Linked DNA regions of Mus musculus: region 1 is linked to region 2. The links are chromatin loops, found by intact Hi-C in ENCODE. Cell type or tissue: left cerebral cortex. All regions are shown on one strand. Links, peaks and the distances in the headings refer to the core of each region. The heading gives the core; the rest is flanking DNA.

Evidence for each region. A loop is a pair of places that touch in the nucleus more often than their neighbours do. Peaks named below come from ENCODE experiments on the same cell type or tissue, not always from the same donor. Only the 100,000 strongest peaks of a DNase experiment are listed, where the experiment ranks them.
Region 1: it touches region 2 in a loop (5-fold over the local background); 14 of 42 quality-filtered maps call a loop at or near these places.

What each region holds. Positions count from the first base shown.
Region 1 is chr16:18,625,820-18,638,255 of GRCm38, reverse strand. It overlaps Septin5 (septin 5), which reads left to right and starts at 8,318. Exons shown (of 12, transcript NM_213614.2): 1 at 8,318-8,448; 2 at 8,595-8,605. The coding sequence starts at 8,406. In left cerebral cortex, for the core only: CTCF peaks have their summits at 4,185 and 6,009 (motif pointing left); DNase peaks (open chromatin) are centred at 8,661, 9,163, 9,425, 9,759 and 2 more places; H3K4me3 peaks cover 2,403 bases; H3K27ac peaks cover 2,496 bases.
Region 2 is chr16:18,793,001-18,805,436 of GRCm38, reverse strand. Cdc45 (cell division cycle 45) reads left to right here. Exons shown (of 19, transcript NM_001358206.1): 6 at 1-55; 7 at 3,588-3,636; 8 at 6,700-6,761; 9 at 8,038-8,088; 10 at 9,493-9,612; 11 at 10,211-10,342; 12 at 10,577-10,675; 13 at 12,098-12,259. It overlaps Gm52240 (a long non-coding RNA gene), which reads right to left and starts at 9,495. Exons shown (of 3, transcript XR_003951899.1): 1 at 9,417-9,495; 2 at 8,445-8,518; 3 at 7,809-8,143. In left cerebral cortex, for the core only: a CTCF peak has its summit at 6,412; DNase peaks (open chromatin) are centred at 6,412, 9,683 and 10,014.

The DNA.
Region 1 (12,436 bases), core at 2,229-10,228, 170 kb after region 2:
CAGGCTGGCCTGGAACTCAGAAATCTGCCTGCCTCTGCCTCCCAAGTGCTGGGATTAAAGGTGTGCGCCACCACTGCCCTGCTGTTTGTTTTTTAATGTATATGAATACTTTACCTATGCATATAACTGTGCATCACCTTCATATCTAGAGCCTGAAAAGGGCAGAAGAAGGGAAGAGGGTGCCAGATCTCCTGGAACCAGTAGTGAGCCACCATGGAAGCACTGGAAATTGAACCCAGGTCCTCTGGAAGAGCAAGCAGCCCACTGGCTGCTCTTAACCACTGAGCCATCTCTCTAGTTTTTTAGAGCATTTGAACCATGTGGGCTTTCAAAATGTCATAGCAATGAAGTTCCAATGGAAGCTGTTTCAGGGAGAGGAACATGGCAGGGGACATGTGCCAAGTAGGCAATGTAAGGTGGCCCTTCTCATTGCACAGGGCTGCTAGATCCAGGTCTGGTACTGGCCTTTAGCCTCCTCACTGAGCACAGTTGTCTGGCTTGTATCTTTAGATCTGGAGAGCACGTGAGAGGCCACCAAATCCTCCTGGAGTCAGGAACTTCCATGTATCTGTAAAGAACTTAGACTCTTGCCCACACCAAGGATGCTGATGTGATTGCCACCAAGGAATAGGTAGATAATTAATTGCTTCCCTCTAAATCGTGAAGAGTGAGCTTCTGCCCTGTTTCTGCTGTGATAATCAAGGTGTGTCCTGCTCCAGAGAGCACTCTGGTCTGAATGTCTCTCAGAATGTTCATGTTGGGAGGCAAGCACTGTGCTATACTCCTTTAATCCCAGCAGGTGACAGGCATGGTCAAGTGGATCTCAGTGAGTTCAAGGTCAACATAGAGTTTCAGGCCAGCCAGGACTACACAGTGAGACACTATCTCAAAAAATAAATGGAAGAAAAAAGAAAAGGAAAGAGAGAGAGAGAGAGAGAGAGAGAGAGAGAGAGAGAGAGAGAGCAAGCATGCATATTTGGGGATCTTGCTCTTAAGGTGACAGTGTGTGGGGTGGTCACTGACTTGCTGTCTGTGTCTTGGTTTTCCTCCACAGTTCTCGCTCCTCTCTCCCTCCCCATTGCTGGCCGTAGAACCCATAATTTCCTCCCTCAGGGAGTTCTTACCAACTCTCCTCGCCCCAGAGGGTCCTGCCTCACACCTTCAGGAAGGAGTTACTACAGAATGCCCAGTAGACAGGCCCTGCTGAGTCTCCCCACCCCAGGCTATTTTAGCATTAGACATGCAATGAACTCCCTACAAAACAACAAAAGGAGTGTCCAAATCACTGCACACTGGGGCACCTGAGGGCAGGGCCAGGATGGAACTGACCAGCACTCCCTCCTCCCACACCTCCCCAGAGCCCATCATCTGTAACCTTTGTCATGGACTTTAAAATATAAGTGTTTCCTGGGTTCTGTGTTCCCTCAAACAAATTCAATTCTCCCTCAAGCAGATGAACCAATCCTAAGGAGGGGGCTACAGAACCCTCAGTTCTGGCTAGCAGGTCGGAAGTCTGCTGAGCACTTGGATCCTGCGGAATCTGAGACTCTTTCCCAAGTTGAAACTGAACTCAGCCATGGGTTACTGCAGAGCTGACTGCCTGCTTGTTGATGGAGTCGGCACGAATTAGGGCCACCGGTGTGGACTGTGATGTGGAGCAGAGGGAAGGCAGGCACTTGTTTTCTCAGCACAGTGTCTGTCAGTGAGCTTGCATTTCTATAACAAAGCACCTGGGGCAGGCTACTGATGAAACAAAGTGGCTGGGCTGGCAAGATGGTGTTGGGGAAATGCATCTGTCACACAAGCCTGATGACCTAAGTTCAATTCCCAGGACCCACCCAAGTGTGGAAGGAGAGAAATGACTCCACAAAGCTGTGCTCTGACCACTACACATGTCCCCTCCACTAATAATAATAATAGATTTTAAAAAATAATGTGTTTTGTTTTTGGAGACGGGGTTTCTCTGTGTAGCCCTGGCTATACTGGAATTCACTCTGTAAACCAGGCTGGCCTCGAACTCAGAAATCCACCTGCATCTGCCTCCCAAGTGCTGGGATTAAAGGCATGTGCCACCATTGCCCAGCTTAAAAATAAATTTTAAGAGAGGTTTGTTTAGTTTACAGGTTCCAGGACTTAAGGGCATGTTGTCCACAACCTTGCAGACCTGTTGACAGCTCTGTTATGGCATGTCACATGACAAAAGTGTGCACACAAACATGTGTGTGTGTGTATGTGTGTTTCTGTGTGTGTGTGTGCGTGCAGAATTGAGTGACCACATCTTGCATAGGAAGGACAAAAAGAGACTTTAGTGTAGTCAGACTCTGGTTCCATAAAAGCCCTCAGCTGAGAAATACGGGGCCCATGAGGATAACAGTCATCTCTTCTGAAAACAGTGCATGCAGTGAGCCGCCAGGCTTGACCTCGTAAAGGGCCAAGGGCATACCACCACCTTCCATACTACCACTCTAGGAACTAAGTTTCCTTTCTTTCTCCCTTCCTTCCTCTCTTCCTTCTTCCCTTCCTTCCTTCCTTCCTTCCTTCCTTCCTTCCTTCCTTCCTCCCTCCCTCCCTCCCTCCCTTTCTAGCCTCCCTAACTCACAGATCTGCCTGTTTCTGCCTCTGCCTCCTCCCAGGTGCTGGGATTAAAAGCATGCACCACTCCACCAAGTTTACATGGAGACCTCTAAAAGACAGCTTTTGGAATAAGGAAGGTGACAGGTAGCAACTTCCATCTAGGGCATGGGCTGGGTGGCAGGCACACATGAGGGCTGGCTCTGGTTAGCCACCAACTTTACGTCCACCTCACCATTTTCTACCAGTCAAGCGGTGTCCTGCCACACAGTGTATCTCTCCCACTCAATGGTACATGGCTCTGCCCTGTCAGACACACAACAAATACTCAACAGAAATAAATAGGTACTGAGCAGAGATCACGTTGTACCCTTAAAGCATGAACAGGGGGTCTCCATACAGGCCAGCTGCACAGCTGGTGGCATCTGCTCAGCGTCCCTTTGTCTGCCTAAGACTGACTCCCATGATCCAAGGTGTCCCTGAGCAGTGTCAGCCTAAAGCAAGACACAGACAATGGTTGATTGAGCTGAGACCTCCCAGGTAATATCCTTACCAGGACATGGCCAGTCATCTGAAACTTTAAGACTCAAACAGTGGATACCTGCCGTGGAGGCCCTGGTGGGTGCTTTCCTGTGCTGTTCTACAGGCTCTGTCCCCACTGCCACACAGGCCCTGAGCAGTGCCAGACCCTCAGCCAGTGCCTGGGTGGAGTGTTGGGTTAGAACTTGTGCCTACTGCAGAAGGTAGCAGCTGGTCCTTGTGACTCATGTGTGGCGGCCACACACAGCCCTGCTTTTTGCCCTGTTTATTCCAGAAAGATTTTCAGGTCTGCTGGTGGCCTAACACCTGCAGGTTAAGTCTAGAAGGTGGGATGCAGTGAGGATCTGGAGAGCACCAGGAGGTTCCATGCCAAGAGGAGAGGCAGCGGCAGAGAGTAGACCCTTATCTGCGCACACTGGGTGGCTCAGGGCCAATGTCGCTGCTGCTCTGGCCTCTGTACCACCTCACCTTTCCAAACCACATATTCTTGTGACGTTTACTTGGAAAGACTTATGTTTACTTTGATGTGTGTGTGTGTGTGTGTGTGTGTGCGTGTGTGTGTGTGGTGTGTGTCTTGCGCGCGCCGGACTCGACCAGCAAGAACGACGCTGCAACAGGATCCTTCTGCACACGTTTATTGGGAGAGCTTGATAGCAGAGGCGAAAAGACCCCGAGCTCAGAACTGGTGCTGCTTATATAGGCCTAGGAGAGGTGTGTCTCACACCTGGATTGGTTATACACTACGCCTCATTTGCATGTTCCTCATCTGATTGGCTACTCTCGCTCTCTGTACCTCACAGAGCCTCATTATCATACCTCATTTGCATGTCTCACATATGATTGGTTATACTCTCAAAGCCTCATTATCATGCCCGAGCCAGGCGGTGTCTTTGCAAAAAACTTTACTGCATATGTACACATTGGTTGTTTGTCCAAACTTGTGCGTGGTGGCCAGCAGTAGTCAGTGCCACTCTGCAACGGCACATGTGGCTTCCCACATGTGTGTGTGTGTGCCTAGATGCATAGATGTATACCATGTTCCTGAAGGTGCCTGCAGTGGGCAGCAGAGGGGATTGAATCACTGAAACTGGAGTTATAGGCAGTTGTAAGCTGCCCAGAGTGGTGCTGGAAACTTGGATTCTCTGAAGCGCTGAGCCATCTTTACAGTCAATACGAGATTTTTTAAATGCCTCTGTGCTTCTGGGAGCTGCTTGACGCTGGCACCATCTCCTAACTCACTCATCTTTTTCTTTTATCTCTGGCTTTCCATAAAGCTCTAGAAGTTCAATGAGGTCAGACAACCTCAGAAGTGTGGGGTACTGCCGCAGGGTGGTACCCAGCCCTGTGCATGCACCTGGTACAGGGTCAGTCTCCTGGAGAGCTCGGTCACAAGCAGCCATGCCTGCGACAATTCTCACTCTCAAAGGTCCCAAGACACCACCCCAGAGGATCACAGGGGACTCTCCAGCTTGCCAAATGTCTTGGAGGCTCCCTCCACCTTCTCAAAGACCCAGGCTGCTCTGGGTCCCAGGCTGGCTCCCTCTCTCAAGGCATAGGCACCCTTTGTAGCACTCCTCCAGCTGCTCAGTGTGGACCAGGACTCAGCCTCCCTGGAGCCTTGCAGTGCACACAGAGAGCTTTAAGCAGAGTCAGCCACACCCTCTTGGCAGGGGCAGCTGCTGGAATTCTGTGCCCTTCTAACGTCTGTCTTTGGTGACTAGGTCTGCTGTGTGGTCCCCTTACATTCATCTAGCAAGAAAATCAAGGAAAGCATTCTCTAAGTACACTTTAATGTTCTCACATTTGCCCTGTGTTTTGAGACAACCAATGTCTTTAGGAGCAGGGAGGACACCCCTGAGCCTCAAATCCACATAGATCCCCCTTGCAAGATGATATGCCCACTGCAGAGGCGGGGAAGTCTGGACATCGGAGCCTGCAGTCTGCAGCCTCCTTTACTCTGACCCTCTTGGCTGGTTTTTCCCACCCCCACTCCACCTGCCATGATGCTGGGTCTAGCAGGAGACAAGGCTTTCCTGGGCGCTGGTCTGCACTGATCACTGTGAGCCTACTGTCTGATTCTGCAGAAGTGTGTATCACAGCTTCTGACCCGGCAGAAGGGGCTGGGGACAGAAGTGTGGCTCTGTGGAGACAGCACCACACTTAGGAGCAGTGCAGCTCCTACAGCACACTGGCAGGAAGCTGAAGGGAGCACTTCCTGGTACAAAGCTCCCAAGTGCAAGAAGATGGGTGTATGTTTTCTGGCTCAGTGAGGGCAGCAAGGGCAGTGTGAGAACCTCCCCACAGAAAGACAAAGGAAGGGTCAGGAAGGAGACTGAGCTCCACTGGAGGATGAAGGGAGAGGGGACAGAAGGAGCATGAGTTCAGGCTGTAGTGGGCTGTGTGAGTAGGCCAAGCCCCTAGCTGGGCTGGGGCCATGTCCTATCCGTCTCAGAAATGGGGCTGGACTCCATAGGCCTGGTTTTAATCTCATGCGGGTCCCCAGCTCATTCTAAGCTGCACTTGCTGTCCTGTGCTTAGGCACAAAACCTGGGCATTACAGCTTGAGCCAGGCCTGTTCTGAGGTAGTTATGGGGTGGGGGAGCTGTAGAAGGTTTTGCAAAGGGAGGTCTCACCTGCTGCACACAGTTTGACCTTAGCCCTCAACCTCCGAAGTGAACGGCAGTAACAGTAAACATTCTAGAATTTTCTTACCATTGGCCCCAGTTGCTCCCATCTCTCTGTCACCCAGAACAAACTTCCCCACCTCTAAACCTCAGCATCTTCATTAACTGCCTCACCGTGTCTAGTCACTATGGTTTGCACCAATGCTATCTCCCAAAGAGTGCTCTGCTTACCCAACTGGCATTACGGTGCCAGGGAAAAGTCAGCTCCCCCTGCCGTCTGTGCTGAGGGGAGACACAGCATGATTTAACAAAAAGAGAAGGGTTTGGGTTGGTTGTTTTTTTTTTTTTTTTTTTTTTCTGAAAAGTGAGCTATTTGTAGCCCCAGTTGCTTGAACAGATTTTTCTTGACATAGCTTATTTTTTTCACTCATTAACTTCTTTTCCTTATGAATTAAAAAAAAAAAGTAGCATTTCCCCCACGCAGAAGTCTTCTGTTTACTTCTCTTTGTACTACAGCCAGCTCTAGGACAGAAAAGCAAAGCAAGTGCCGCTGGAAGCCATAACGTCTTCAACAGGTAAACGCAGGTGTGCAAGTCCCCACCCTGCCACTCCTGCTGCCTCTCTGACCCTTGAGAGAGCCCATCAGAGACTGCTGTCTGTGCTTTCCCATGGGCAAAAGCCATACAGGAGTTTTGTTTAGACCTCAGCCCCTGGCTATTCCGGCCAGAGTCTATGACCTTTGTGACACTCACACTGTACACAAGGCAGACCTGGGGACGGGTCCTGCAAATCTGATAATGCCTTCATGGCCCATTTTCCTGACCTCAGCAATGTCCCCTGTGCATACAGTGTCTGTTGAGTCACAATTATTATTACTCCTCAGTACAGCATGGCAACCTCTTTCCTCTGTGAGCGACTTGAAGCCACCCCAGGACTCACAGTCATAGGTGACTAGAGTCCCAGGACAAGGGAGCAGATCCCAGCTCTCCCATAGGACTGAACAACTCAAGCTCCCCACAGATGTTTTCACATGTGGTACCAAGCCAGGTTGCCCCTAACTGCACCCTTCAAAGTCTATCTCTCAGGCCTCGGTGACACCCGCCCATTCACCTCCCACTGAGCATCTGACCAGCTGCACGTCTCCACAGCCGTTTTACCCAAGTCGAGGGCTCATCAGAATTGTTTTATAATTTATTCCTCTTCTATACACAAGCTTCTTTCCCCTCTCCTACACTTCCCTCCGGGCCAAGGCAGCCAAGCACAACCCCCTAACTAGAGGAGACCAGGAGTGTCCCTCCCATCAGTGCCCCAGGGAAGATACTTCCTTTTCCCCCCACTTTGTTTCTGCCGTTGGAGTGACAGTAACAGTCAGCTCAGGCTTAATGTCCTAGCTTTCCTTCGTGGGTTTCTCCAGACTCAGAACTGGCAAGCTCAGAAGTCCTGACATTGTGTTTCTGTCCCTGCCTCAGACTGCACATATTCCTCTAACAGAGTTCCAAATTCCCCCAAGAACGCCATGAAAAAAGTCACTGGTGAAGCCAAACCTAAGAGATGTGTAGACACTTTTACTTCTACATTGTTTTATACACAAAATGATTAGCACTTGATCACGTGTGAGTGCCCTCTCTAGATCCCAAAGATGCACCACAGTGTGTCATATGCCCCATCTGATCCTTAGGCTGTAGAAGAAAGATTTGGACAATGGAACATCCCTACCCTGGTCACAGACTCTCTGGTGAGGTTTAAGCCACCACCTGGGATGTGACAGTAACACAGAAGTTATTCACACCGTGGGTCACTTAGTCCTATCAACTTTTTGAAGATTCAGAGTCACAGCATCTTCATGCATAAATGTGGCTCTGAGCATGGACTTGTCTTTATGTGTCCCTCAGCCCCCTTCAACCCCTCTCCAGGGGGGTAGCTGGGGAGAGCACAGATCACAGAAAACCGGGACCAGAGCTGGAGCAAGGAGGGCTAAGGTGGCCTTCGGATTGTGTCCTTCTAGCCATACACCTCAAGTACTCCCATCTTACAACCACACCCTGCCTGCCGTGTGCTTTCCATCTTGCCCAGGCGTTTGTGTGTGTCCAGTGTAGAATGCCTAGCACCCAGCAGACTGCAGGAGAGCTCGGGTTCTGGACTTGTGCTCAATGTACCAAGGGTAGGGCTCCAGGTCTGCCCCTTCCAAATGCTTCTTGATGGGGTGAAAAAGGGGTCTTTATATCACCTGAACTCATTCATCGGCTGCATGAAGCACAGTCCTGGGACATGCTTTATAGAATGGCCACTCGATGGAAGGTCAGAGGCCCAGGAACCAACCGGCTTCCAGCGACAGCCAAGGGAGAACAGAGTCTAGGCCTGGGCTAGATGACAGGAAGGGGAGGGGGCGTTCCGGACGAAGCCGTGGGAATAGCCCGGCTGCACTCGCGCGGCCGGGAGAACCAAAGGCCTGGGGGGAACCACAGCGGGACGCCTCAGTCCCCGCCCCCACCGGCCTCTCCGGGTCGCGCGTGGGCGCGGCGGGCGCCGATTGGCTGGCGGGCGCGCGGGCGGGGCGGGTGGTGGCGGCGCGGAGGGGCGGGTCACCCCTCAGCCGGCCTCGGCCTCCACCGCTGGTCGCCGCGCCCCGCCCGCGCGCCCGCCGCCACACGTCCCCCGCCGGCGGCCACCATGAGCACAGGACTGCGGTACAAAAGCAAGCTGGCGACCCCAGGTGAGCCCAGAGCCTGTCCGCGTGCCCGCGCTCCTTTGTCCCCGCCGCCCGCCCGCCTCTCACCGTCTGTCTCCGTCTCTCCCCTGCCCGCCGGCCCGGACCCTCCCGGACCCGCCCGGACCCGGATCACGACCCGGACCATGCAGAGGACAAACAGGTACTGGCGTTGCGCCGCTCGGCCGGTGGTGAGATCGGACCGGCTGTCACCCATTGTGGCACCGATGCTGGTGGCGCCCAGGCGTGACCCCGCCCCCGCCGGCCGTCACCCAGTCCTTTGGCGTTAATCGATTGTCTGTAGGGGCAGCGCCGCTGCTCCTGGGGCTACGGAGGGGAAGTGTAGGCACTGCGCTTGGTTCCCTGACCTGTATAGCAGCGGCCTAGGCACCTCCCCAGAAAGGGAGGCTGGGATAAGGGCCTCTCTCCTCTAGTCCAGGGCCAGCATCCCCTTTTTAACCTGACCGGAAGGCCTCGTGCTGGGGGTCCTGGGTGAGGCTGTAGTTATGACAGGCCAGGAATGGGGGGGGGGGCCCACCAGTCTCCTGAGCAATACCATGGGGCCTCTGCTTCATGCCCATGCACCTTTGGGTGTCTCTCTTCTGTGCCTAAATTTATGCTCACTAGTCTTTGGCAGAGCATCTTCCAAGACCTGGAACTTGCAAGGCTCCCCATCTGAGTCATCCTAGCACTAGCCCTCCAAACCTTGAGTACAGCCAGGCTGTGGCCTTCCAGAGGGGGGCTAGCCTGATTTCCCCACCCCAGGGAAAGTACCAGCCTACCGGGTAACCTGTGAAAATCCAAAGGAGCTGAGGGTTGTGAAACCAGAGTGCTGTGGAAGTGGGTGACCAAAGGGATGTCCTCTGTGGCTTGAGCTAGGCCCTGTTTGAAGATGGGGTGGGGGAGGCCCAATTCTGACACCAGAAGGCTTCAGCAAGCCTTGCTGGGGATGGGTGTTCTCGCCTAGCATTGGACTCCAGAGTACTAGACCAGAGTACATCATCAGACAGAGCAAAAGCAGCTGGCAGATGGGGTGAGCCGGAGAGTCACAGTCTCCTGGCAGGGACATGCCCCGCCCAAGGCTGATGAGACTCACTGGGAGGGGCTCCCCCAGGAGAACTGCCTCCCCATCCCAGTAAGCCAGACAAAGCCCGATGGGGACACATGCTATTGTGTAAGGGAGAGGGGGGCCAGAGGCTAGGAAGGCAAGGACCTAGGCTTCTCCTGGGCCTCTGGAAGGTCTTCCAAGTCACCTGGCTGGGGTACTTGCTGCTTAGCACCATCCATGTTCTCCTGTCTGTTGCTGCTAGGATGGAGACCCCTCCCCCTTCCTGATGGAGTATGAGTCCTTCAGGCCTGCATCTGCCCATCCTCTGGTTAGCTAGGAGCCAGCCTTATGCCACTCCCTATCCCCAGGCCTGAAGGAAGAGAGCGCTGGGTGAAGGCAGATGGAGTGAGCCCCAGAACAGTGCTGGAGCTCTGGTGTCCGAGCTGGGACCTTGTGGGCCTGGGGGAACAGTGTGGAATACCTTGGTTCCCAATATGGCTGCACAGGGCCGGGCTTAACCAGGCCTCTTTCTGACTCTAACTGGGGGAGGGGGTAGAGCAGCAGTCTGGGTAGAAGGAGGTGTCTGTCTGCCCTTTGCACCCATATCTCTTCTCAGGCAGTGATGAGGACTTTGTTGGTTGTGCCTGCCGCTTCAGAGCCTAGTCATAATTCTAAGAATGGGAAGCCTCAACAGGCTCCTTCTCACGAAGAGGTGTGTTTTGCTGTGTATGGCTTCATATCCCTGAGGAATATTTGTTGAGCCTCTGGGACTAGAAAAAGGGGGTGCAAGGCTCCTCCCCTAGGGCTTCTCCAGGGAATACACAGGCTATGATGGCCTGCTTGGGTGATACTTAGACAGGCTGTTTGGCTGGGATGTCCCCTAAGCATGTACATTCCCAATGAACAAGTTGAAAGGCAGTCAGTCTAAGACCTACTAGGTCTGTTCAGCATCAGGGTATGGTTCAGCCAAGGGCATCTGTGTGCTCTTCCAGAGATGCCCGCCCTAGGTCGGAGATAGCAACCTGCCTAGGTGATGCTGGGCTGAGAGCTGTGTTTGCGGTGATTGGGGTGGAGTGGGGGGTGAGGGGGTGAGGGATAGGACTCAGTCTAAATGCTTCATGTAGGTCAGACAGGAACCAGTAGCCACTTTCTGGGAGCCAGAACTGGGAGGCTTCTTTTCAGCCCTGGGATGAATGGCTCTCCTGTTGCAGCTGTGGGCTCAGGCTCCTCCCCAGGTGCTAGTCACCCCGGGGGTGCCCATAGCAAGACCCAGGGTGGAGGCCCCTCCAGGAAGCTAAGACGGTGAGGCTTCATGGAGGAGGGGTGGTACCTGCATAGAGGAGGGAGGTCTCCTGGTCCTTTGCCCACTCTGGACAGTGGCTTGTCTAGTTTCTTGCAGCCTGGGGCTGGAGCTCTGATTCTGGTGGGGTTAGAAATGAGGACTGAGGAAAAGTTTGGTGGCTCACAGCCAATGGCTTCCCAATTCCTGGAACATCTGGTACCTAAAGTGTTGGCATGTTGTGGGCAGAAGTTTTGCCTAGCTGAGGGCTAGCTAAAGCTTCCAAGCTCTGAAGGAAGCCGGCCATCTGAACTCTGGCCACTGCATCCCAGGCACCCTTAATTTGTTTTTTTGAGATAGAGTCTATGTAGTCCTGACTGTCCTGGACTTCGCTATGTAGACCAGGCTGGCCCAAAACTCAGAGACATCCGCCTGCCTCTGCCTCTCAAGTGCTGAGATTAAAGACCTGTTCCCCTCACCCACAGCAGGGCTTAGTAGGGGAGATGCGCTCTGTCCTCAGTGCATATGAAGATGCCACGCGGGAAAGAATTTCCCCCAATCACCCGCATGTGCACAAACGCAGGGGGCGGGTAGGAAGGAGTGAGCCTCAAGGAGTGGGGAGGGGTGTGTCTGTGGGTAGTTTGGTTGCCGAGGCATGCATGGTTCAGGGTTTTCGGGTGAAGAGCAAGGAGAGGAAGGTGTTGGCTGGGGCCGCTTCCCCCGCGGTTGCATGTGAGTCCGGAGCGTTCCGCAGCGCCCTCTTGTGGGCGGCAGCGGCGCGACGTCCCAGAGGCAGAGTTCCACGACCGCAGACACCTCGCCGCCCGCCTACGGACGGTCCGGACGCGGCCTCGGGTGCCACGGCTGCGCTCCGGCTCCACGCGGCGCCCCCGCCCGAGCGCCTCGGTCGGGCCCTGCCCATCGCAGCCGTTTTCTCGAGGCTCCGCCTGCGGCCCAATTTCCAGGCGACCGTTTCCCGGCGACGGCGGGCGGGGCGGTCCCCTCCGCCGCTGCCGTGGGCCCGCGAAGCCCCGCCTCGTGCTCGCACTGGAGCCGCTGCTGAGCCTCGACGCGGCCACAGCCCGCGCCCCCCGCGCAGAGGCAAGGGAATGGCTCGCAGGACTTCTGAGGTCAGCGGCCTACCAGGTGGGCGACGCTCCCTCTCCGGGGCTCAGTTTTCGCGTCTTCAAAACCCGAGGCAGAAGAGGGCTTAAGAGCAGATTTACCCAGCGCAAATCGCTCGAGATCGCTGGCCCCGACAGGCCTGACCCTGGTGTAGGGTCTGAACGAGGCCGTCAGGGCCCGCGGGGTCACCACGATGGACTCACTGGCAGCACCCCAGGACCGCCTGGTGGAGCAGCTGCTGTCGCCGCGCACCCAGGCCCAGAGGCGACTGAAGGTGTGTGTGTGTGTGTCTGTGTGTGTAGAGAGAGGGTGGAATCTGGGTCATGTATTCAGTCTTGCTTGGCCAAGACCCTCCGGCTACCACAGAAGGTGGCGGGGGGCTCCCAGGGCAGATGTCCACTGGGGATAGGTGCAGGCAACACAGACCTTTGGCGGGGGAGGCTCGGTACCGCAGTCTATAAATAGCCCTCGCTCCGATGCTGCTTCAGGAACCACCACCCCCAAGCTTGGATCTGGGCCAGACAAGCCACCCACCTTTGGAT
Region 2 (12,436 bases), core at 2,161-10,160:
AGATAGTGGAGCGAAACAGGAAGAGGAGGCAGCGCAGGGAGTGGGAGGCCCGAAGGTGAGTCTGGAGAAGTGGATCTCTGTTACAAGACCCCAGATTTTGTCCATTAGCCTCGTACCTCTAGCCCTTTCTGAATGCCATGTTCCCTTAGGAGTCTGGGTCAGCATTCTGAAGAGAGTATGTGGCTATTGCTTTGAAGACAGCCTTGAATCACCCCGTGAATTGTCCTTGGCTTCCTAGAATTACAGGACAGGCCCAATAGTCTCTCAAATCCAGGCTTTTCTGTTAGAAATGAGGCCTTAACCAGATTTGTTTCTCAAATATGGATACTTTCATTTATAATCTTTTAAAAAATAAAATAACAGATACCTAGTGGTTGTATAAAACTTTCATGGAAAGAAATATGAACAGAAACTGAGTTATCCATAATTTCTATTATTCCATGTGTAAAACAGCTGAGGTGCTTTGAAATGAAAATGCTAGAATGGTTATTCTAGCTTGAAAAAACAGAGGTAGCTGTGTGTGTGAAACCTGGCACAGTAAGAGTTGCCACGCCTTTAATCCCAGCACTTTGGGAGGCAAGGCAGAGGCAGGCGAATTTCTGAGTTCGAGGCCAACCTGGTCTACAGAGTGAGTTCCAGAACAACCAGGGCTACACAGAGGAACCCTGTCTTGAAAACCAAAAAAAAAAAAAAAAAAACAAAACCAAAAAAAGGAGTTGCTTGCTAACGACCTTTGCTGTCATCCTTTGTGGTCCAGATAAAGGTTGTGCCCACCATGAGAAAGAAGACTACACCCCCTATAAAAAGACAATTTCAGGCCATTTCTAGACATGTAAAAATAGATAAGTGAGAACAAGCAGTTCTGAGTTTACGTTTCTTTTTTAATTTGTTTCTGAAATATCCTGAATTTCTCTCTGAATTATCTATATTTGTGCATATTTTACATTATCAAACTACACATCTAATTTTACATTTTTCTTTTTTTTTTTTTTTTTTTTTTTTTGGGTTTTCAAGACAGGGTTTCTCTGTTTAGCCCTGGCTGTATTGGAATTCACTTTGTAGACCAGGCTGGCCTCGAACTCAGAAATCTGCCTGCCTCTGCCTCCCAAGTGCTGGGATTAAAGGCGTGTGCCGCCACGCCTGGCAATTTTACATTTTTCTCCTGAAAACTAGTTGGCACAGGTCTCAGCGTGTGTCCCTGGCTTATGTTGCTCCTGCAGCTTCCCCCGCTGAGAGCCCAAGAGGGTGCCACTAGGTCTGGCTGTAATCACTTTTTATATTTCTGAATTCACTTTTGGTTTTCATTTGTTGGCTTTTGTGACAAAGGTCTTGTGTAGCCCAAGCTGTCCTCAAACTTGCTGTGTAGCCGAGGATGACCTTGGGCTTTTGTTCCTCCTGCTTCTACTGGGATTGTAGATTGTAGGTGTGCGCTACCACACCCAGTTTATGTGGTCCTGAGCCCATCCTCAGGTCACAGAGTTTTATACTTCTGAACAGTCTTTTAAAAACTTCTTATGTTTAAAGCCAGGTGTGGTGTCACACATTTAATCGCAGCTCTTGAAAGGCCAAGGAAGGTGGTTCTCTGCCAAATCCCAGGCCAGCTGAGGCCACCTAATCATACCCTACCTAACTCAGAAATCAAAAGCAGGGGCTGGAGAGATGGCTTGGTGGTTAAGAATACTTGTTGCTCTTGCAGAGGACTTGGGTTTGATTCTCAGCATCCATGTGGTAGCTCACAAGCATCCCTAACTCCTAGGTACTCACAGGTACACGTTCATACTCATTTAAATAAATAAAGGTTTAAAAAATTTTTACAAAAACCAACACAGAAACAGCTCAGTATTATTATTATTTTTTTTTTACTTTTCCTTAATATTTCTTTTTTTTTTTTCCATTTTTTATTAGGTATTTCGCTCATTTACATTTGCAATGCTATACCAAAAGTCCCCCATAGCCACCCACCCCCTCTCCCCTACCCACCCACTCCCCTTTTATGGCCCTGGCGTTCCCCTGTACTGGGGCATATAAAGTTTGCGTGTCCAATGGGCCTCTCTTTCGAGTGATGGCCGACTAGGCCATCTTTTGATGCATATGCAGCTAGAGTCAAGAGCTCCGGGGTACTGGTTAGTTCATAATGTTGTTCCACCTATAGGGTTGCAGATCCCTTTAGCTTCTTTGGTACTTTCTCTAGCTCCTTCATTGGGGGCCATGTGATCCATCCAATAGCCGACTGTGAGCATCCACTTCTATGTTTGCTAGGCCCAGGCATACTCTGACAAGAGACAGCTATATCAGGGTCCTTTCAGCATAATCTTGCTAGTGTATGCAATGGTGTCAGCATTTGGAAGCTGATTATGGGATGGATCCCCGGATATGCTAGTGTCTACATGGTCCATCCTTTTATCTCAGCTCCAAACTTTGTCTCTGTAACTCCTTCCAAGGGTGTTTTGTTCCCACTTCTAAGGAGGGGCATAGTGTTCACACTTCAGTCTTCATTTTTCTTGAGTTTCATGTGTTTAGGAAATTGTATCTTATATCTTGGGTATCTTAGGTTTTGGGCTAATATCCACTTATCAGTGAGTACATATTGTGTGAGTTCCTTTGTGAATGTGTTACCTCACTCAGGATGATGCCCTCCAGGTCCATCCATTTGGCTAGGAATTTCATAAATTCATTCTTTTTAATCAGCTCAGTATTATTAACACATTAACTGTACATATTAATGGGGTCTAGTGTGATGCTTCCATATATGAATATAACCCTCTGGGCTCAATCCAAAACACTGGAAAAAAAAAAGAAAAAGATTTCTGCTCCCTTTCTATTTAAGGATGTTTTAATTTCTTTGTTTGAGAGTGGTGTAGGTGTGTACATGTGGGCAGCCTTGAGTGTTTCTCTTGGTTGCTTTCCATTTTATTCTTTGGAGGCAAGGTCTCACTTGATGATGGGGCTCATCAGTTTGATGAGACTGGCTGGGCCTTGAGCTCTGAGCATCACCTGTCTGTGCCTCCCCCTCCTAACCCCAGTACACACAGCATCTGGCTTTTTATATGGACACTGGGGATCCAAACTCAGTTCATCATACTTGCATGGTAAGCATGTTTTATCAGTTGAGCCATCTCCTCAGCCTTTTTATTCATTCACTCATTTATTTATTTATTCCCCTCCCCCCTTTTTTTTTTTTTTTTTTTTTTGCCTTACTGTATAGCCCAGGCTGGCCTCCAACTATTCAAACGTTCTGTCTCAGTTTCCTGACTGCTGGGATTACAGGTGTATACCACATTATCAAGCCTTTTTCTCTGTTCTTTAAACTATAGGTTACCTCACTTACTTTATCATTGCAAATAAGTGTACAGTTAACAACTTTGTGTATATAATAGTGTGTCTTCTTTTTTCTTTTTCATTGCTTTGAGGTAATTTCTCAGAAGCAAGAGTCTGAGACAGGCCTGCCTAAGGTGTATGTGTACATTCTGCTAGAGAGTCAACAAGTGGAAAAGTAACTGTTGAAACTAAAGTTTTAGCCTTTTTCAAAAAGTTTATCTTCTTGTCCTGCTGCTTTCAGTTAAAGATACCATTTTGTGTTGTTACAGGAAAGACATCCTCTTTGACTACGAGCAGTATGAATATTATGGGACATCGGTAAGTATGAACAGATCTGACACACTGTAAAGTTTTCACTCCAGGGATCAGTGTCCTACAATAAGAGAGAACAAAGGTTTCACAGCCAGAAAATCCTGTTGCTCGTCAGAGGTGCCTTTGGGTGGGCAGTGCAACCTCTGCGCTGTCCCCCTACTCCTCTGGAAACTGAGTGACAGATGCTTCGCAGTGTGCTCTGGTTTGCCTCGTGGCTTTTTTTTTCTTTCTTTCTTTCTTTGGTATTACAAAAGTGATACCTGCCCAGTAGAAAGCGATTTTCTGAGAAGAGGACTTTTTATACAGCCCTGCCTAGCCCTGAGCCTCTGGCTTCAAGTGATCCTCCTGCCTCCTCCTAAATAGCTGGGAATATATTTACACACCGTTGTACCCGCCAAGATAAATTTTAGATGGTAATGGGATTCTTTCTGCTTCCTGGCCATCTTGACATGAGCTGTTCTTTCCCATGCCTTGGTGGTGACTGAAATTGTAATCTAAAATAAATCATTCCCCCCCTTATTTAAAAACAAAAACAAAACCCAAATTCTTGCCTTTTGCCTTTCAGTTTTTGTAGCACTGAGGATCAAACCTAGAACTCGAATATACCAGGAAAGTACTTACCACTGAGCCACCCACCTCCAGCACTTGCTAATTATTTTTAATTCTAGAATCACGCTAACCTTTATTTCATTCATAAAGTAAGCCAGGCATGGTGGCACACAACTTTAGCCCCAGGACCTGGAAGGCAGAGGTGGAGGATCTCTTGAGCGTGAGGCCAGCCTGTCCTATAGAGTGACTTCCCTGATAGCCCGAGCTAAACAGAGACATCCTGTCTCGGAGAGAGAGAGACAAGAGTGCTTCTAGGTGCTTCACATTTGAGCTTCTCTGGACTACTGTCTGCTTCACAACCATAGTGGTCTAAAGTATCTAGTCAGCCAGGAGATCCAGAGAAACCAAACATGCTCCACAGTGCAGCTAAGCTAGAATGTTGGGTGAATTAGATGTATTGAATGCTGCTTGTTTTGTCTTGTTTCTGCAGTGTTAGGTAAACCCATCCTAGGTCAAGGGCACAGGTGCTCCTTTCAGAGGCAGTTGTCAGGGTAGCCCCTCAGGCTGTGTAGCAGCTACCCTTTTGTTCATCATCAAAATGTCGTTAAGAGCAGCTCAGAGAAGGCAGATTTGTTTCCCAGCACCTACATCCTAGCTCATAGCCGTCCATGGATTCAGGTCCAGAGTATCTGCCCCTTCCTCTGACCTGTAGGTACCAGGCACATACATGGTGCACAGACACATTCAGGCAAAGCGCTCACACATAAAATAAAGCAAATCTTTAAAAAGACTGATTAGGCTGGGTGTGGTGGCTGTTTTGGTTGGATTACTAATGCTGTGATGAAACACTATGACCAAAGAAAGCATCGTTGGGAGGAGAGGGTTTATTTTCAGCTTCCACTTCCAGGTAATGATCCCTCTCTGAGTGAAGTCAGGGTAAAAGCTCAAACCAGGGCAGGACCCTGTAGGCTGGGGCTGATGCAGAGGATGTGGAGGAATGCTGCTTACTGGCTTCCTCCTCCTGGTTTGTTCAACCTGCTTTCTTGTAAAGCCCAGGACTGCTAGACCAGAGATGGCACCACCCACTATGGGCGGGGCCTTCCCCATCAATCACTAATTAAGAAAATGCCCTATAGGCTTGCTTACAACCTAAACTTATGGAAGCATTTTCTTATTTGAGGTTCCCTCCTCTCTGATGATTTCAGCTTGTGTCAACTTGACATAAAACTAGCCAATACAGTGGCACACACCTTTAATTCCAGCATTTGGGAGGCAAAAGCAGGAAGATCTCTGAGTTTAAGGCCTGACTGGTCTACCTAGCGAGTTCAAGGCCATCCAGGGCTACATAATGTGACACTCTCTAAGTAACAAATAAATAAATATGTATTAATCTCTGTGCAAGAAGATTAAACTATGGGATTACAGTAGCACCTGGCTCTGTTAACACTGGCCAGGATTTAGGGCCTTCAGTAGCTGTAGAAGATATATGGTTCTTTTTTTGGGGGAGGGGGTTGGTTTTTTGAGATGGTGTTTCTTCTCTGTGTAGCCCTGGCTGTCTTGGAACTCACTTTGTAGACCAGGCTAGCCTCGAACTCAGAAATCTGCCTGCCTCTGCCTCCGCCTCCCGAGTGCTGGGATTAAAGGTGTGCACCACCATGCTTGGCTTAGATATATGGTTCTTAACACATTAATTTGATGTAGGATTTTTGTCTGATTGTTTATGATAATGCAAAAGTGATGTAGCTCAGTACAAATCAAATTTGTTTCAGTAAAAACACTGTAGTTAGTCTTCAGCTTTGGCCCTTAGATCTTGGACTCTTGGTAGTATATTTCCTATGTCTCGTTTATAGTTGAAGGTTTACCATCCTTTGGTTCTCTGCTCAGCCCTTGCAGTGGATAGAGAGGGAACTAATACTCTCTCAGAAATGACACCTGACTTCTCCAGATCCCTTGAAAATTTTCTCCCTGGAGGAAATCCGCATCTCATGCTAAGTCTGCTGGTCAGACACCCACTGTCTTCACAGTCTCTCACCAAACTCAGACCTCCCACTCTATCCATGTGACCAGAACCAGAGCCCTTCCTCATCTGGGTCTGAGGCTGCCTCCATGCAGGAAGAATATGGATGTAGGGTGGACAGTCAGGCCACAGGGCCTCCTGACCTGTTTTCATGATAGCTTTGAGCATCGCCTGAGATGTGCAGCCTTCCTTGCACAGTGCTATGCCTGGGCTTCCCACTGGGTGGCACTTTGTTTCCATCCTTCATGTGCTACATGATTAAACACAAAGATGCAGATGACATTAGATAGCAGAGACTGATGTTTGGGGTCAGCGGAATTACTCTGTCATCTTTCCCTCACTCTGATGGGGACTTTTTTTCTCACATGCTGAATAGCTTGAATACCCTGATCTGCAGGACTTCACTGGGCTCCTTGGCTTGGAGCCGTCCCACTGTCCCCACTGTGTGGCCCCTTCTGTAACTTAGTTGCTTTTGGCTTCAGGCTTTTTTGTTTTCCTTGCAGTCGGCCATGGTGATGTTTGACCTGGCGTGGATGATGTCCAAGGACCTGAATGACATGCTGTGGTATGTAGCGCACATACACACACAAACATGGAAATCCTGCTAAAGCATCTTGGGAGTCCTGCCACCAGCTAAAGTCACTGTCACATGGACAGTCCAGTGTTTCCATGAGGAATGTTAGGTGCAGCCCCTCTCTGGGATGACTTATAAGCCTCGTTTTCCAAGGGTTAAGTATGAGGCTGGGGGACGGTCATTGAGGACAGTGGGGCTCCAGGTCAGCTCCTGTCTCTGCACTCTTGATGCTTACTTAGCCTCATGCCCAGCAGGTACAGTAAGTGGAGGTTTGAGTGAGATCGACCTTGGTCGGCATTCTTGCAGCCCTGGCACTGGTACAATCCAACTCAGAATTGTCCCTTTCTGCAATTTCCCTGTCAGACTGTAACCAGGGCCTTGAGCACACAGACCAGTGAGCCTCCCAGTCACTGTCAACTTGATTGATTTTGAAAGAGGATCTGGTCTTTATAAATGAGAACCATGTAATTCTGGCTTGGCTCTGCCTCCTTGGCCCCTTGTGGTCCTCGTTTTCTCTGCAAGCAGTACACCAAGGTCCTTCAGGTCTGATCACCATTACATTGGGCTGCAGAGAATCCGGACAGGTTAGGACTTTGCCCTGCCATTGTCCAGGTGTAAAGATGCCCATCTTTTGGCCCCACTCAGCTCTTATTCCTATGCTATGCCTGTACTTATTCCTAACTGGCCACTTGCGGAAACAACTGCTCCCAGCCAGGTTGGTTAGTGCTAAATAATTAGTTGCTTTGGTATTCAAGCTAAATTGGTTTCCTCCTAGATCCAATAGCGACCGGTCTTAACAGGAATCACGGAGGCCTGGTCCTGGGTGTGTGCAGTGTACCTTTAATAGGATGCTTTCTTTACTGGATGGATTCCCTTGTGCTTTCTTGTCTAACTTGTGATGAGTCCTTTAGGTCACTTGTTTACACTGGTGGCTTCTCTCTGACCTAAGTATAGTTTATGTCCACCCAAGCTTTGACCTAGAGCTGGAAGACTGACCTTGTGTTTCTTCCAGTATCTCAGGGAAAACTTTCCCTAAGATTTCCCCATTTTTTTAAAGATGGAAGGCGCAAATGTCAACATTTCAAAATTACAGTAGAAAAGAAGCCCAAGATAATTATTCACAAATTGGTGGCAGGGCACAGTGAGTTTTGGGGCCATGCTAACAGGACACTCCTGGACTGTCCATCAAGTCACTTGGCTCCAGGACACATAACTTACCGAGTCCAGGCACCTTGTAGCTTTACCGCATCATCTGCTTTCCTTCCAGGTGGGCCATTGTTGGACTGACAGACCAGTGGGTGCATGACAAGATCACTCAGTAAGTGATGGCCTCCGTTTGAGGGTAGCTCTGTGCTCTGTGCATGTGGCAGCCCCTGAGTCAGCACAAGGACATGGGAAGCAGTATCAGTGAGAAGGAGGAGGGTGGCTCTTCTTACCTGGGCTCTTGGCCTTAGGACCTTTGCTTATGGCCTAGCTTGGCCTCCTTACAGCCTGAGAAGTCCCCTGGGTGGAGCCAGCAGCAGCTGTGGCCTAGAGACAGGTACTAAGATGTAGCCTGTGCACACTGGAGGTTAGGGGAGAGATGGATGCAGGTAGGGAAGGAAGGAAGGGAAGAGAAGAAGGCCTAGGGCTCCTGTCAGGGGGGTGAGTTTGTTCACAAAACAAGAGACTTACAAGAGGGTTGGCAAGGCGCAGAGTCTCGGATCCTCTGTGAGTGTGGCAGGCTCCCCTTCTGTGGACTCTGTGAACTGGGAAGGAGGCAGAGCTTTGAACAGGCAAACAGAGTCTCTCATTGTCTCGCTTGGGACTGGGACACGGTCCAACGTCTTGTGGTTATCAAGTAGGACTTGTAAGAGAGTGAAAAGGCCAGGCCTGAGCCCACAGGAGGGTCCCTACTCACTGCCTTCCACTTTTCACCTCAGTCCTTGTGCGTCTGCAGAAGGCCCCACAATGTATTAGGCCCTCTGCGTGGTCAGAAGTTTAAAAACTCAAAACTCAAGCTCTGGTCAGACTTCTGTTGCCTGGATCGCCACATTGATTCAGCCTCCAGCCTTGCTGGGCCTCAGACCCTTCTCTGAATGGATGGGGGTGTGGGTGAGATAGTTTAGTTTAGGAGCAAGAGCGACTGTGCTCTTATGGAGGACTCGAGTTCAGTTCTTAGTTCAGCACCCGTGTTGAAAGGCTTACAACCTCCCATAAGTCCAGCTACAAGGGTTCTGATACCTTCTGACCTCCAGGCACCCACCCACACATGAACACAAACAAATTTAAAAAAAATAAATTTATTGTTTAAAAAGATGGCATGGGACAGGCATATAGGTGACATAAAATCTAGAAATGACAGTACATGTAACATGGGGGACATATCCTGCTCTTGGCCTCAGGGTAGACCTTCTTGTTACCATCCCAGTTGGTGGCCCACTGAGACCTGGAGCAGGACCTGCCTACCCCATCTGCACTTGCTGGCATTATGTGTGCTAGTCTGGACTCCGTATGTGGATTATTGTTCCAGGGTCTAATTGACTGTGTGGGCTAGACACCTGGCTAGCCCCCTGGGTGCTGTTTTCCAAGGGTATCTCAGTACCTAAAGATGGGGCATAGCCTGGCCAGAGAGCACCCTGCCCAACTCGGTCTGTAGCTTTATACCTGAACAAGCTTCCTCAACCCTCCTTCAGGAACAGCTGGGGAGGGAGCTGGTTCAGCCAACCATGCTTTCTTCCAGAATGAAGTACGTGACTGATGTTGGCATCCTGCAGCGTCATGTGTCCCGTCATAACCACCGAAACGAGGCGGAGGAGAACATGCTCTCTGTAGACTGCACCCGGATCTCCTTCGAGTATGAGTATCTTTGCAGCTCACTACCCTGGGGTTTAGGCAGTACTCGTGGCTGTTAGCATGTTGCTCAGCAGATGCTTTCTGTTTCGTTACTATGGTGATAGAACCACCCATGTCCTCCTGTGACCAGTGTGATTGTGGTCTATTTTCTGGACACAGACGATGTCTGAGTCATGCCGCAGACTTCTGAGAGCTGAAGCAAAGTGGACTGCAGACCCTGGGCTCTAGAAGTTGGGAAGGAGAGGCACTGATGGGGACAAAAAGCACCAAGTGTCCAGTAGAGCGGTGGCAAGGCATCAGCAAGACTGCAGAGTCTATCTGATCCTGGAGGAGAGGCCTGAGATAGGACCATAGACTCAGGGGGATATATGCATGTTGGTCTGTTAGAGGGAGAAAATGGTTTAACTTCAGCTGCTCCCTGCATGAGTCAGAGCTCTGAGGTCTACTGGCCCCAGGCAGGCTCCAACAAAAGAGAGTCCCACAAATAGGGATGTCCACTAATAATTCTGGGTGGATCCATACCAACCCAGGGTTGTAGGCCACTGTCAGCTCCAGGTAGGTAGAAGGCAGTGGGCACCACATGTATTCCTTGACCTTGGACCTAGCCTCTGCCTGGTACTGTATCAGCACTGGTCCCTCCATGAAAGCCTGTACAACACCAGCTACACAGCAGCCAGGTTTAAGCTCTGGTCTGTGCATGGGCAGAAACGACTCCAGGAGTTCCTTGCAGACATGGGGTAAGTAACTGCCTTGCCTGTAGCCCCCTACCCTGTCTTCACCCTGCTGGCACAAAGCAGCCCCACTCTGATGTGACTTACTTGGGTGTAAAGTACAATCCCTCCTCCATGTCCTAGCACATGGTCTGCGTGCACCTGTCAAGACACCCCTGGTGGGCATGCACAGGGACCCCACAGCAGGCCTCTTCCCTGCTGTCAGTGTCTTGTCTCATTCATACAGCTTGCTCCCTCCAGGCTTCCCCTGAAGCAAGTCAAGCAGAAATTTCAGTCCATGGACGTTTCCTTGAAGGGGAATCTGCGAGAAATGATTGAAGAATCTGCAAATAAATTTGGGTAAATGCTTTTCTAGATTATGTTTTTGTTTTTGTTTTCCTTTTCCTTTTTTCCCAGATAGGGTTTCTGTGTAACCCGGCCATCCTGGAGCCTCAGTCTAGCCCAGGCTGGCCTCTGCTGGGAATGAAAGGTGTCATCCACCATGCCCAGCATGGACTACACTTCTTAGAAAAAGAGCTTCCCTTTAACCATCCATCTGCACTGATGCAAGAGTAAGAGCTGGCCCCAAAGATGTGCAGTCCACTGGGACTGAGTCAAACCTAACCGAATGAAATGTTGGGTTTTCTTTGGATTACAGTTGTGCTTTCTTGCTGGGCAGTAATGGCACATGCCTTTAATCCCAGCCTGTGAAGCAAAGGCACAAGAATCTTTGTGAGTTCAAGGCCAGCCTGGGCTACAGAGTGAGTTCTAGGACACAGGGGAAACCCTGTCTCGAAAAACCAGAAAAAAAATGCACTTTCTTGGGCTGGAAATATGGCTCAGCAGTTAAGAGCACTGACTGCTCTTCTAGAGGATCCAGGTTCAATCCACATGGCAGCTCACAACTGTCTGTGGCTCCAGTTCCAGGGGCTCTGACTCTCACACAAATGTACACACAGGCAAAGCCCCAATGCACATAAAATAAGAATTAATTAATTAATTTAAAAAGAAAAGTGCATACTGCCCTTCCAGAGGACAGACACCCTCCCACCCCCAGCTCCATGTCTACTGGCCCATAATTGCTTGTAACTCCATCTCCAGAGTATCCTATACCCTTTTCTGGCCTCCTTGGACATATGTACACATAGACACATGCATTCACACAGTAAGTTCATGAAAATAGTAAAACGACCCTTGCGTTTAGGGTTTTGTTTTGGTTTTTTTGGGTTTTTTTTGAGAAAGGATCCTGGCTATAGTAGAATTCACTATATAGACCTTGTAGACCAGGCCTTGAACTCACAGAAAGTCTGCCTGCCTCTGCTTCCTGAATACTGGGATTAAAGGTATGTGCCACCACATCTGGCATGTTTAGGGTCTTTAAATTCTGGTACTATGATGTAGACAGATAGACTAGAATCAGAAATAAGGCACAGGGGCCAGAGGCAGGCATACTCTTTCCTACCAGGTCTTCAGGTGCCACTGAAGCCCAGTACCTGCCTACTCCTACCTGGCAGGCTGACATTAGAGCATAAATGAGAATTTTGCGCTACCCTAGGCCTGGTGGCTATGTAGTGTTCATTGCTGAAGCAGCCTAGGTCAGGGCAGTTGGCTTCAGGGCCTGCATGTGTGGGTGTTTGGCCTCCCTCATCCTCTAAGCGATGGTCACAGAGAGCATTCTTGAGGACCAGTGAGTAACTTAGGGTATCTTTTAGTCTGGTCTGGTCATACGAGCTGTGTAAAGTTGAGATTGATAGATAAGCACATCGCTTCCTCCCTGGACAGGATGAAGGACATGCGTGTACAGACTTTCAGCATTCAGTTTGGGTTCAAGCATAAATTCCTGGCCAGTGATGTCGTCTTTGCCACCATGTCTCTAATGGAGAGTCCTGAGAAGGATGGCTCAGGGACAGACCACTTCATCCAGGCTCTCGATAGCCTCTCCAGGTAATGGGTATGATCTGGGTAGCCATTCTGTGACCTCAGCCTTACCCTGCATAGAGACCAATCACAAAGATGCTTAAGAGTGTCTGTCATATGGGAACTACAAGGTTGGAATCCCTACCACTGAGCAAGCTGTTCCTAAACTGCTAGCCCTGCTCCAGTTATTATTATTATTATTAT